Linked DNA regions of Homo sapiens: region 2 is linked to region 1. A link is a contact called in ENCODE Hi-C or POLR2A ChIA-PET data. All regions are on one chromosome and are shown on one strand. Each heading gives the region's core, a stretch centred on a gene start or an enhancer-like site at or near the end of the contact. The rest is flanking DNA. Distances are from core to core; before and after follow the strand shown.

What was found. Hi-C counts contacts between places; a loop is a spot of excess contacts on that map. ChIA-PET counts read pairs that join two places held with the same protein, here RNA polymerase II (POLR2A). Pooled maps may share reads with other maps.
Region 2: a map of CD4-positive, alpha-beta memory T cell shows a loop between it and region 1 (3-fold over the local background). The contact joins the enhancer-like site here to the promoter of IL21-AS1 in region 1. A Hi-C loop is called at or near these places in 3 of 168 maps with a recorded cell type or tissue (CD4-positive, alpha-beta memory T cell and naive thymus-derived CD4-positive, alpha-beta T cell) and 8 of 50 pooled maps. POLR2A ChIA-PET finds 5 or more read pairs at or near these places in 7 of 52 experiments (A673, CD4-positive, alpha-beta T cell, K562 and 3 more).

The regions. Positions count from the first base shown.
Region 1 is chr4:122,614,953-122,621,170 of GRCh38, forward strand. It overlaps IL21-AS1 (IL21 antisense RNA 1), which reads left to right and starts at 4,031. Exons shown (of 11, transcript NR_104126.1): 1 at 4,031-4,540; 2 at 5,016-5,213; 3 at 5,916-6,119. IL21 (interleukin 21) reads right to left here and starts at 6,114. Exons shown (of 5, transcript NM_021803.4): 1 at 5,892-6,114; 2 at 5,749-5,784; 3 at 730-885. The coding sequence starts at 6,059. RefSeq lists an enhancer at 5,201-6,218.
Region 2 is chr4:122,575,546-122,581,061 of GRCh38, forward strand. No RefSeq gene overlaps it. Among named protein-coding and RNA genes, the nearest start is that of IL21-AS1, 41 kb to the right of the region's middle. Within about 2 kb of position 2,991, at least 3 of the 41 ENCODE cell types and tissues checked have a DNase peak (open chromatin) inside an H3K27ac peak, as active enhancers do; they include CD4-positive, alpha-beta T cell, where a contact is called at or near this core.

The DNA of each region.
Region 1 (6,218 bases), core at 2,781-5,280:
GTTTAAGATTTGCCCTAGTCTTCTTGTAGGCTCTTTTCTTGTTAGAAAGCTAGGATCTAGCTCCTGTTAATAAGAATACAAGTTATCTGTGACCATATGAGAGGAAATAGTTCTTAACTCCAAAATCACAGTTGGATTCTCTGCCTAATGACTTCCTCACCTTGAGAAGCTATATTAACATATTCCAGCTGCCAAGGACTACTAGGAAATTATAATTGGGTTTTTGAATACTTTCAAGTCTGTGGGCTTAAAAGAGTGACCCTACTTCTTAAAATGCACCACGTATAGGCCGGGTGCGGTGGCTCATGCCTGTAATCCCCACACTTTGGGAGGCCAAGGCGGGCGGATCACGGGGTCAGGAGATCGAGACCATCCTGGCTAACATGGTGAAACCCTGTCTTTACTAAAAATACAAAAACAAAATTAGCCGGGCATGGTGGCGGGCACCTGTAGTCCCAGGTACTCAGGAGGCTGAGGTAGGAGGAGAATGGCGTGAAACCGGGAGGTGGATCTTGCGGTGAGCAGAGATCACGCCACTGCACTCCAGCCTGGGTGACAGAGTGAGACTCTGTCTTAAAAAAAAAAAAAAAAGCACCATGTATAATAAGGCATAACTATAGGTAAGGAAGACACCAGCAGCCCTGGCTACAGGTGTGTGTGTATGTTTATGTAATGCAAGATATATAGTTTATAAGTACAAATAAGAGAGATGACAAATGACAATCTTACTAGTCTGTGTTTCTGTCTTCTCCCTGCATTTGTGGAAGGTGGTTTCCTCTTCAGCTTTTTAATTGATACATTGATTATCCTTTCATTGTTTCCTGTATTTGCTGACTTTAGTTGGGCCTTCTGAAAGCAGGAAAAAGCTGACCACTCACAGTTTGTCTGAAAGATAAACAATTTGTATATATGTTAACAAACATTATTCAGAAAGTAAAAGATAGCTTTCCCAATCCTCTATTTCTATCTCTTCTGCAATGTCGTGCATTACATCGTTTCAACAGATGAGTGAGGTATGATTTCACCTCCTACTTAATCTTTGGGATGGGAAAAAGGGACAATCCCCTGCTTCGCAGATAAGAGAGAAAGGAGCCTCACTTCTTCACAATGCTTTATTCCTGATGCTACACAGAGGACCATTTTGATGTCTGGGTGGTGGACAAGACCTTTGTGTTTTATAAAGGAGAGTTAGTTCGGTTTAGGACACATTTGCTGAGTTATGAGGCTCTAAAACTTACACTGTGACTAGTGGCAGCTTTGGGTAAATTATGTTATAGTCTGATGAAGAACATTTTTCATTTGTTTGTGGTTTCTGTTAATGTATCTATCATGACATGTCTTGAGCAGCATTTTATTCTGTACAGCGCCAGGCATAGTGTCTTGCCAGTTAATGATCAACATATATTTGTAAAGTTAACAGATGAAGAAAATGAATTAAAGCCCCTCCTTTGGAGAAAGGAAGTGGGTACCTCCCTCTGATAGCATATTTTACATCTAAGATTCAATATACTTGCCATAGATCACACATGACTTTTCTAAAACCCTTTTCATACTCCCAGCTCAGTTAGGGTTAGGATTCTGCCTGAATCAAGCAGTTGAGGAACAGTTTGAGGCTTGTCCAACCAATGAGACGGAAAGTCATTTCTTAGAAGGTAAGAATAGGGTCTCAGAGAATGGAGGAGCGGATAAAATAAGCATCAAACACTTATCTCTTGGTTTGGAAAAATAGCTAATGACTAACAAGCCAAAAGCTTAGCCATCAAACTGGAAAGGAAATGGAATTTACTGGAAAAACCAAACATATACTGACTTGTTGAAAAATTTTAATGCTGATCCAAAAGCTTATATCCAGGTGACTTGTATCCAACTTACTTTTTTCTTTCAGCAAACGTGTGTATGTGATGCTATTTTCCCCCTGAAGTTGCTATATTTTCATTTCACTATGCATATGGAAGCTACTACCTTATAACCAGAAGCCTCAATCCCTCCCAGTCCCTACAAAGGCAGGCCTATACGTAACAATATTACCTGAATCTTCTTATGGACAATCAGCTGAACACAGCATCTGGCCTGCTTTGCATTTTCCAACCCATATGCTTACCCAATATGAATGTAGATTAATAATATGCATCTCTAAGACACAAACCTATCAGGTTTGCTTTGCATATATAGCCACAAGCCGAGAAGCAGCTTATCTGGTTTCCTTATATCAAGGCAGATTGCCTCTCATAAGGGCAAGGTGGTGTCCTTTCCATATGTTTGCCAAAATGCTTATTTAATAGAAACTATTTATAAATGTTCAATATAGCACTTTTTTTTCCTTGAAAACCACACGTTCATGTTTGTTGAAGTTTTTTCTTTTCTCTTCTTTTTGACCACAACCGGCTTAACTTACTGGAAAAAATAATATTCATATTTAAAGAGGTAAATTTTCCAGCTGAAACTGAAAATACTGACTGCTTCATCCGTGATGATCTGAAAAACCAGCATTTCTCACAGAGGCTCATTTTGCTGAGTTAACATTTACATGTGTATGCTGAAAGAAAATTAGGTTCCAAAGAAGTAGAGGGGCCCTGCCAGCCAAATGAACTCCCTTGAGATAATATTGCCAGGAATGGTCAGTACCGGTACTCAAAGCACTGAAATTGTAAAACTACAATTTCAGTTGTAAAAACAACTGAAAATCTTTTCTGAAAGCCTTTGAATGGTACCTGGACACTGACGCCCATATTGATGGGGCTGTGCTTCCTCTCCCACCCTTCCTTGTTTACCTCTGTTAACAGACAATGGGGTTTTGTTTTCTTCTGTTCTGCAAGCAGCAGAGCTGTGTCTGGCAATATGTGGTCCAGGATAAATAACTGCGGGAATTGGCTTTATATGCACATCAAAGGCAGCCTCAAAAGAGGAAAAGAAGTAGAGGGCTGTCGCCACTAAACTGCCTTAAGGATGTATTGAGAAGGAGAGTGAAAAGATTAACCTTGATTTAGGCAGCCTCAGGTGCCCTATCACTCAGGAGTCTACAGGATGCCAACTCCATATTTAGCACTGTCTGGAAGCATGAACATTGCTTTCCTTTGCTATGCCTTGGTGACAACAGACTCCAAAGGCAAGACTTTGTTTCCCTCATGCTTTAACATATGAGAACATGAGGAGTTTTCTGCTGCTACATTGTTTTGCAGACTAGAAGGAGCGGTAGTAAAGTCAAACGCAAGAATTAACAAACCATTCCTCTTCAGCTGAAGAACAAGTCAAGTGCTGCTTTTGCCAGGAGTCACACTTGGCTTTGTTGTTTTGCAATTGAATTTTTGAAATTTTTTACCTCCTTAGGGCTTTTTTTTTTTTCTTTTGTAGAAACAGGATGTCTCACTATTTTGCCCAGGTTGTTCTCAAACTCTTGACCTCAAGCAATCCTCCAAACTTGGCTTCCCAAAAGGATTACAGGCATTGGGATTACAGGCAGGAGCCACTTCACCCAGCTGAGGCCTATTTTTACATTTTTTTCCTTTTGCAAAGAAAGCCCTGGCCATTCACACTAAGAAGTCTTGCTAATTGGGCAAGACTACCTTTGTCCTGGCTGGGTGCAGTGGCTCACGCCTGTCATCCCAGCACTTTGGGAGGCCAAGGCAGGTGGATCACGGGGTCAAGAGATTGAGACCATCCTGGCCAACATGGTGAAACCCCGTCTCTACTAAAAAATACAAAAATTAGCTGGGTGTGGTGGCGTGCGCCTGTAGTCCCAGCTACTCGGGAGGCTGAGGCAGGAGAATCGCTTGAACCTGGGAGGCAGAGGTTGCAGTGAGCTGAGATCGCACCACTGCACTCCAGCCTAGCAACATATCGAGACTCCGTCTCAAAAAAAAAAAAAAAAAAAAAAAAAAAGGATTACCTTTGTCCTACACACAAACTAGGTTTATATCAGGGTTTCTCAACGGTGATACCACTGACATTTGGGGCTAGATAATTCTTTGTTGTCAGGGCTGTCTTGTGCATTCTAGAATGTTTAGTACCTGGCTTCTACCTACTAGATGCCAGTAGCACCCCCATTCTACCTCCAAGTGTGACAACCAGAAATTTTTCCAGCCAATGCCAAATGTTTTCTGGGGCACAAAAATCACCACCGGTTGAGAACCACTGGTTATATGATTAGACGGAAAGAAAAAGAGAAAAAGAAAGATGCCTGGCTAGGCCAATTAGAGATCTTAGATAATTACTATATGCATGCAACATTAGATAGTTTTATTTTCATTAAACTTTTAAATCTTTTAAAATCTCTTACAGACCCTACTTTGAAGCTAGCTTGATATAATGCTAATGTGACCTTGAACGATTTCTTTCTTCCTGAGTTTGCCTACTAGTATAGCTTAAAGATCCAAGTTACACTATTACTCACTTATATCATAGCCAGCATTGCTTGATCAGATTATCAGATAGATACAGTATCACGGAGACAAAATCCTTTCATTATGATGTAAGATAAAAAATATCTTTCATTAACAACACACGTAAAGGAAGTACCCACTGGACCAACTCAGGTTAGAAGGTGGAATCTCTTTCTTATTTCTTATTTTGCAAGTTATAGACTACAGCCAGGAAACTCTGGAAAGAACTCTAACCATAACAGTTAAACAAGGTGCATGAGATGCTAGAAATGTATGTTTTGATAATTAGGCACATTGATTAAGAAGTATTTTCAGTTATTGGAAAAGTCTTTCCAATAAGCTGAATGTGCTACTTTCATTTTAGATGCTGCTTATTAGAAAAGGACCTAGTAAATGAGAGTGTTTGGGTTCAGAGCTAGAGAGTGAATTTTAGAGAAAAGCAATAGTTGTGACTCATTCACTTTCTAAACTTTTACACATAGTCATTTACGATAATTGTTTTCTTTGCAATGTATCTTCTTAAGTCTCCCCCTTTGTAGTGTCCTAATTACTGGTAGCACTTTTAGTTATTCTAATTTATGCAATTAAAGGTCTGTGACAATGAAAACATTTCCCCAATTGCATTTATACTCTCAGGGTACCAGACCAGAAGATCAGATCGTAGAAGTTACTGGAGAAAAAGATCAGCGGACAGCACTCTTGAACTACATGCCAGGCCTCTTCTTCCTGGAACTCTAATGGATTTAAATGGCTTAAGAGACGGGATGAATTGTTGAAAATGGTTCTTTCAAAAGACCTCACGGAAGGCCAAAGACAAGACTCACTGAGGCCAAGGTATATGTGAATTATATTCTGAAGGACAGCTTTGATTTCCACACCACCATTTCTCCATGCTGTCCCTGTAATCTAATTCTTTCTTTCTTTCTTTTTTAAGTTTGTTATTAAAAGGTTAATTCTGCTTCCTACTGTATGTATCTATGTTTCTTCGGTAGGATAACAAAGAAGGCTCAAAAGCTTTCATGCCCAAGGGCTCTTAAAGAGTAACTAGCTGTGCATTGTTCAGAAACTGATCAGAGTATAGATTTCGTTTCTAGTTTTGTTATTCTGTCTCAGCAATACTACTTAGGAGTACTCTTAGAGATTCTTGAAGATAAACATAGTTTATGAGGAATATAATATAGCATTTTTTAGTTGGTTTTTGGTAAATCAATGAATTTAACCAAAATATAAATAAATATTTCATCAATTATTAGACCGCTAAGTTCATTAAAATTCAGTATACTCCTATATAATCATGCTAATGTCTTTCTTATTGGATTTAAAAACTTATGTCCAATGTATTTTCAGAAATAAATTCAACTGGTCTTACCTCTACATCTTCTGGAGCTGGCAGAAATTCAGGGACCTAGAGCAAAAGAAAATTTGTTCTGAGTTATTTTTATAAGCCAAACCCTCCTTTTATATTAATTGAAAAGTATGATTTAGATTTTGTTGTGACAAATATAGTCTTACCAAGTCATTCACATAATTTTTCAGCTGATCAACAATATCTATAAGTTGACGCATTCTAATCATGTGGCGATCTTGACCTTGGGAGCTTGATTTGTGGACCAGTGTCCCCAAGAAGATGACCATCAGACAGATGACAATCCTCTCCATGTTGCCAGGACTGGATCTCATAAGTACCAACAGTAGAGCTAGACCTTGGTCTCGTTTTCACTTCAGCTTGACTGAGAACAGGTTGTCAGTTAAGCTACCTATTTATTCATCCTTCAGGGAGAGGTAAAGCCCTCCCATTGCAGCCTGGAAATCTTTGTAAAATGGATGAATGTGAGTAAC
Region 2 (5,516 bases), core at 1,741-4,240, 40 kb before region 1:
TGTGAAAGTAATTTTCTCTGGTAGTATGTTTTAATTTCTTGCTTTTTATTTTTTGTGTATTTGTTGTAGTTTTTTTATTTGAGGTTACCATGAGCCTTGCAAATAACATCTTATAACTCGTTATTTAATTTAATTGATTTATCCATTTATTTATTTGAGACAGGGTCTTGCTCCATTGCCCAGGCTGGAGTGCAGCGGGGTGATCTTGGCTTACCATAATCTCTGCTTCCTAGGCTCAAGTGATCCTCCCACTTCAGCCTCCAAAGTAGCTGCGACTATAGGCACATGCCATCATGCCTGGCTCATTTTTGTATTTTTTGTAGAGATGGGGCTTCTTCATGTCACCCAGGCTGGTCTTGAACTCCTGGTCTCAAACAATCCGCCCACCTCAGCCTCCTAAATTGCTGGGATTATAGGCATGAGCCACTGAGCCCAGCCATAACCCATGATTTTAAACTAATGACAACGTAAGCTTGATTGCAAAAACAAAGAAGCAAAGATAAAAGCTAATACAAACTCTACCCTTTTACTTAATCCTCCCTTTAAACTTTTGGTTGTTTCATGTTATATTTTATTATATACTATGTCTTAAAAGCTGTTGTAGTTATTTTTGATAGGTTCATCTTTTATTGTTTCTACTCAAGATATGAGTGGTTTATACACCACAATTGCAGTGTTACAATATTCTGTATTTGTTTATGTACCCACTATTACCAATAAGTTTTATACCTTCAGATAATTTCTTATTGCTCATTAACATCCTTTTCTTTCTTAAAATGAAAGTGAAGCAAATACTATGTCCACATTTATGAGTAGGCTCCTAGTGATAATGGAGCAAAGCAACTAGCCCTCAGGCAGGGCCTGGTAAGGTCACCATGCTTCACTCAGCACCTGGAGTCTCGCATAGCAAGCTCAGATGTGCCAGTTTAGAGGGTCTGACTCACATTAACCAATTCACAATATGCTGATCAGTTCCCAGGGTCTTTATAATAAAGCGGGAAATTACTCAACAGACTGGATATTTGTAAGTATGTAATTTTTACCAACAGGAGAGTGGCTTCCTTTAAAGTTCAGAGAACCCCTTATTCTGTAGTCCTCTCACAACACTGTCTGAAAGGGCTAATTCTAAAAAATATCTCATCATCCAAACTTTGTGGCTGGTACCCTAAAGAGGCCCTGGTTGAATGCAATGACGTCTGGGCTTCTATTTTGATGTACATGTCACAGCACTATGTCCTAAGAGACATGTTTTAAAGAGGCCTGAGAGAATCGAAGACAACCTATTCATAAAAACATTGATATGAATATAGATGTATAAATGTGCACATCACCATAATGTGAGTTTAAAAGTAGAGAGAAAAAACATCATGGAGAAAAACAAGTTTTTAAAGCACAATATACAGAATAATTTTACAACTAAAACTTTGTGGCCTAGAGCATCAAGCCTGTTAATTCGTCATTTCTTTATCTGCATTGCCCCCCAGTGGTAAAATGGCATTAGTCCTTTGGAGAAATTAGGTAGATTGAGAGTAAAGGAGACAGGCTGGAACAAGAAAGAGGCAACAGTTCAGATTAAAAAATAAAATAGAAAAGAAGGAAAGTTTTTGTTTCCTGGAGCAGTAATCAGGAGAGTTTGGCATGAGAATGTTGGGGAGAGCCCCTGGCACCTGCAGGAGCAGCTTTTGCTGCCCATGGACATTGGTTAGGTCTCTTACATTTCTTAGAATTGACGAGGTTTTGCTTTGCTTTGTTTTGCAGGCCTGTGTAGGGTGGGTGTTGTGATACTGAGTCACATTGCTCAGCCACCACTGTACCTACCCTGTACTCCCCATCATCTCAGAGAAATGTGGCCTAGGAAATTGGATGACATGGTCCATAGTATGCATTTAGCAGAGGAGATGTTGGCAGAATAGCTTAGTGGCCCAGAAATGCAGGGCATTCTACCCTTTTTAGCTACCCTGGGGACTCACAGACAGACGAGGGCCTTTTAAAGAGGGTGTTTGTTTATAATTTATGTCCATCTATTTTCAATGAGACAAGGAGAGCTACAATGAATATCACAGTCAAATGGACATTAGAAAAATAAAGATGGCAAACTAGAAACAATCTTGAGGAAGGAGCAGAAACAGTACAGGGACTTTGGCACAAGGTGATTACCACAACTAAGCATTGCATTTAGTTCTAAATTATGGCTAATGCAAACTGGAAATGCAGGGAATTATATAGTTTCCATTGCCTGGAGCAAGAAAACTTAACTGATCTTCAGAGATACACAGTTCTTGGCATTATATGACAAGAGGAATTCCAGAAATCCTAGATCCATAAATAAATATTGCTATTGAAAATTGAAATATTGCATTCAATTGCATTGAAACTATCCAAATGTATAGTTGATTCTCTTCCATGAGAGCTTGCAGACCTGTTACTACACCTAGTTAGTTCCCCTAACCTCTGGTGAGACCTCTAGTGGGCCATGGAGTTACTGCAAAGTGTCCGTGAATCTCGATTCTAGAGGGATCGTTTCAGTAGTGAAAAAATGTTTTGTGCAAATAAATGTACCAATATTTTTCAAAAATATTTAATATGAAGATTATTATAACTAGTAAAATATAAATTTATTTAAAAGAACTACTGAATTCACATTAGCTTCTAGTTATTACAGACTTTCTTAATTAGAGTCTACTAATAATGCCATTATTTTAAAATTGTATATTACAAGTAGGTCCTTGTGCTTGTAAAGGTTGTAAACCATCACTGGTGCAGACTATCTAGATGGTGTTATTAATCTAAGCGGAGAGGGCAGACACTGCCCACCCCTCCTTAATCATACTCTCAATAACTTTTTCATGTTCTATGATGAGCTCCAAGGAAGGCACTTTGTGCTCGGATGCTCTGGGGCTTTGCTCAGTAGTTAGCTTTGTGGTTTTAGGAGGCCCAAGAGAACTTCAGGGCTTTCCACTCTGAGCACTTTGTTCAGGAAGCTTAAGAGACTTGTTGTGGTTTCGGAAATGACATGCTTGAAGTTGGAGTTCGCACAAACTACTGCTCCTGCTTAAACAGATGGTAGGAAGAAAGACAGCCATAGGGGCTGGTGGCCTGAAAACCGAAGCTGTGGTTGTCTCCACAGACAACTGTTCTTCAACAAGCTTGCAATTAATTGCTCCACAGAGACATACGCACTTCTTTCATGTGGGCAAAGAAAGAACTTTATCAGACAAAAAGCCTCATTTCTCTTAAAACGGGATGAAGGGGAGGAAGTTAGGCAGTCAATCGGGGCAGATTTTACAACACTGAAAATCACGTTTTTGTTGAGTTCTCCCTTAACATATGGGTGACTCCATGCTGCTATAGATGCTTCGTAGATATTTGTGTTACTGTCAACTGCTGGCTGATAACTGCCATAAAGCCCCTAGAGAGGGGGAGGCAGAGCTCCCTCAAGCAAGCCTAAAATCTTAACCTACTGTGGTCTAACTCAACCAGCTTAACTTGGCTGTCTGGGGACAGAAGCTGATGGCAACAAGATTTCAAAAGTAAAATGGGCATGTGCAAAGCCTTGTAAGAAACAAAGTATTTCAGCCTCACCTGATGCAGTGGTGCCATTAAACAAGCTACCAAATCAGCATCGCAAAAACAGACTGGCATATTTGTTAAATATAGTACCAAGGTCACAAATAGTTTTTAGTTATAACTTTAAATTTATATATAGACACATATAAATTTGAATGTCTAGACAAAAATGCCTCTCCCACAGTCTATCATGGCTCCTAAGTTATACCATTGGAAATTCATTGATTTGAGCCAAGAGTCTTTTCTATCTCAGAATGTGAACATTCTGGTGGATGTGTCTGGTAGAAATGGGGAAAATGACACACATCTGAAGATGGGACAAGGTGCCAGTAAGGAAAATAGAATGATAAAGGAAAATAAAAGGTAAGACAGATAGTTCTCACAGCTTGGAATGTTTGGAATCTATGGTCAGAAACAAGGTGGCCAAAGGCAAAAATCACAAACTGGGCAAGGTTCTGCCGGCTTGTGGCCCAACCTCTCAGCTCCCCTCCTCTTCCCTGCCAGGCCCTCCTCCCCTTTGGCAGACTTGATCTCAAGCTTTAAGCTCTTTTTTACCCTCTTTGCTTTAGCAAACCTATCATATAAAGCGCACTGAACCAAGGAAACACACATTCACATCTTGATTCTTTGGCTAAGACATTCCATCTCTTTCCATCTTTCTTGTAAAATATGGTTATTACTATATATTTATATAGTATATATATATATGCTAAATATATATTATATATTTATATAGTGTATATATATGCTAAATATATATTATATATTTATATATAAAAATATATTTTTTCTTGCATCTTAACATTACTGAAGTCTGGAAACATTTTTAAATGAGTACCTTTTTTTTTGCACTTTCTCACAGGTTACTGTGAGGGCTGAATGTGCAAAACTTTTTCTAAAGTGTTGCCAATGTATAACCGTAGACAAATAAAATGCCCTGAGATCATTCCCTACAGCATCTGCTGTCTATGGAATGATGGTCCAAATGATTGCCAGTGACATCTCACAGGTTCCTACACAGCATGCACATGAGGACTTATAAAGTATAAAGGCTGCTGGAAGATGAATGTTGGTCTTCTGGCAGATGAAGAAAGAGGAAGGTTTGAGGACAGGCCAGCCATGTGGTGCTTCTCAGTATACCAGGTGGATAATCCTCACTCTTATTCCTGGGCTATTCTTCAGCAATTTTTATAGTATAGCATCTATTGTCTTTAAAGTATTATGGTCAGGGAATGCATGGCGTCAGGCCTACTGGGGGTCTTGCTGTGGTCAGCATTCTTAAATTCCAAGAAGATGAATTTCTCAAAGTTAGACAATAAGTTATTGGCAGAGTCAGGATTCAAACTTAGAAACCCCTGTGTCCTGTGCAGATAAACAAACCTGTGCAGCCAGTGAATGGAGAGTCAACAAATATTTATTGAATGGCTGCTATGTGCTAGGTTCTACACCAGCCATCAGACATGCAAAAATGAATACATCCTCCTACAAACTGATAATAGATAGGAGAATGTGCTAAGAGCATGAAGTAGAAATTCACAAAAAAAATTTCAAATGACCAATAAATGTTTAAATGCGTGTAATTCACTAGCAAAATAAATTTAAGGCCAGGCATGGTGGGTCATGCCTGTAATCCCAGCACTCTAGGGGCCAAGGCAGGAGGATTGCTTGAGCCCAGGAGTTCAAGACCAGCCTGGGGAACATAGCAAGACCCCTTCTCTTAAAAAAAAAAAAAAAAAATTAACAGGTGGTGGTGCATGCCTGTAGTAACAACTACTCAGGAGGCTGTGGTGGAAGGATCCCTTGAGGTCGAGGCTGCCATGATCACAGCACTGCACTCCAGCCTGGGTGATAGAGCAAGACCCTGTAACAAAGAAAGAAAAAGAGAAAGAGATTGAGAGAGGAAGGAAAGAAGGAAGGAAGGAAAGAAGGAAGGAAGGAAGGAAGGAAGG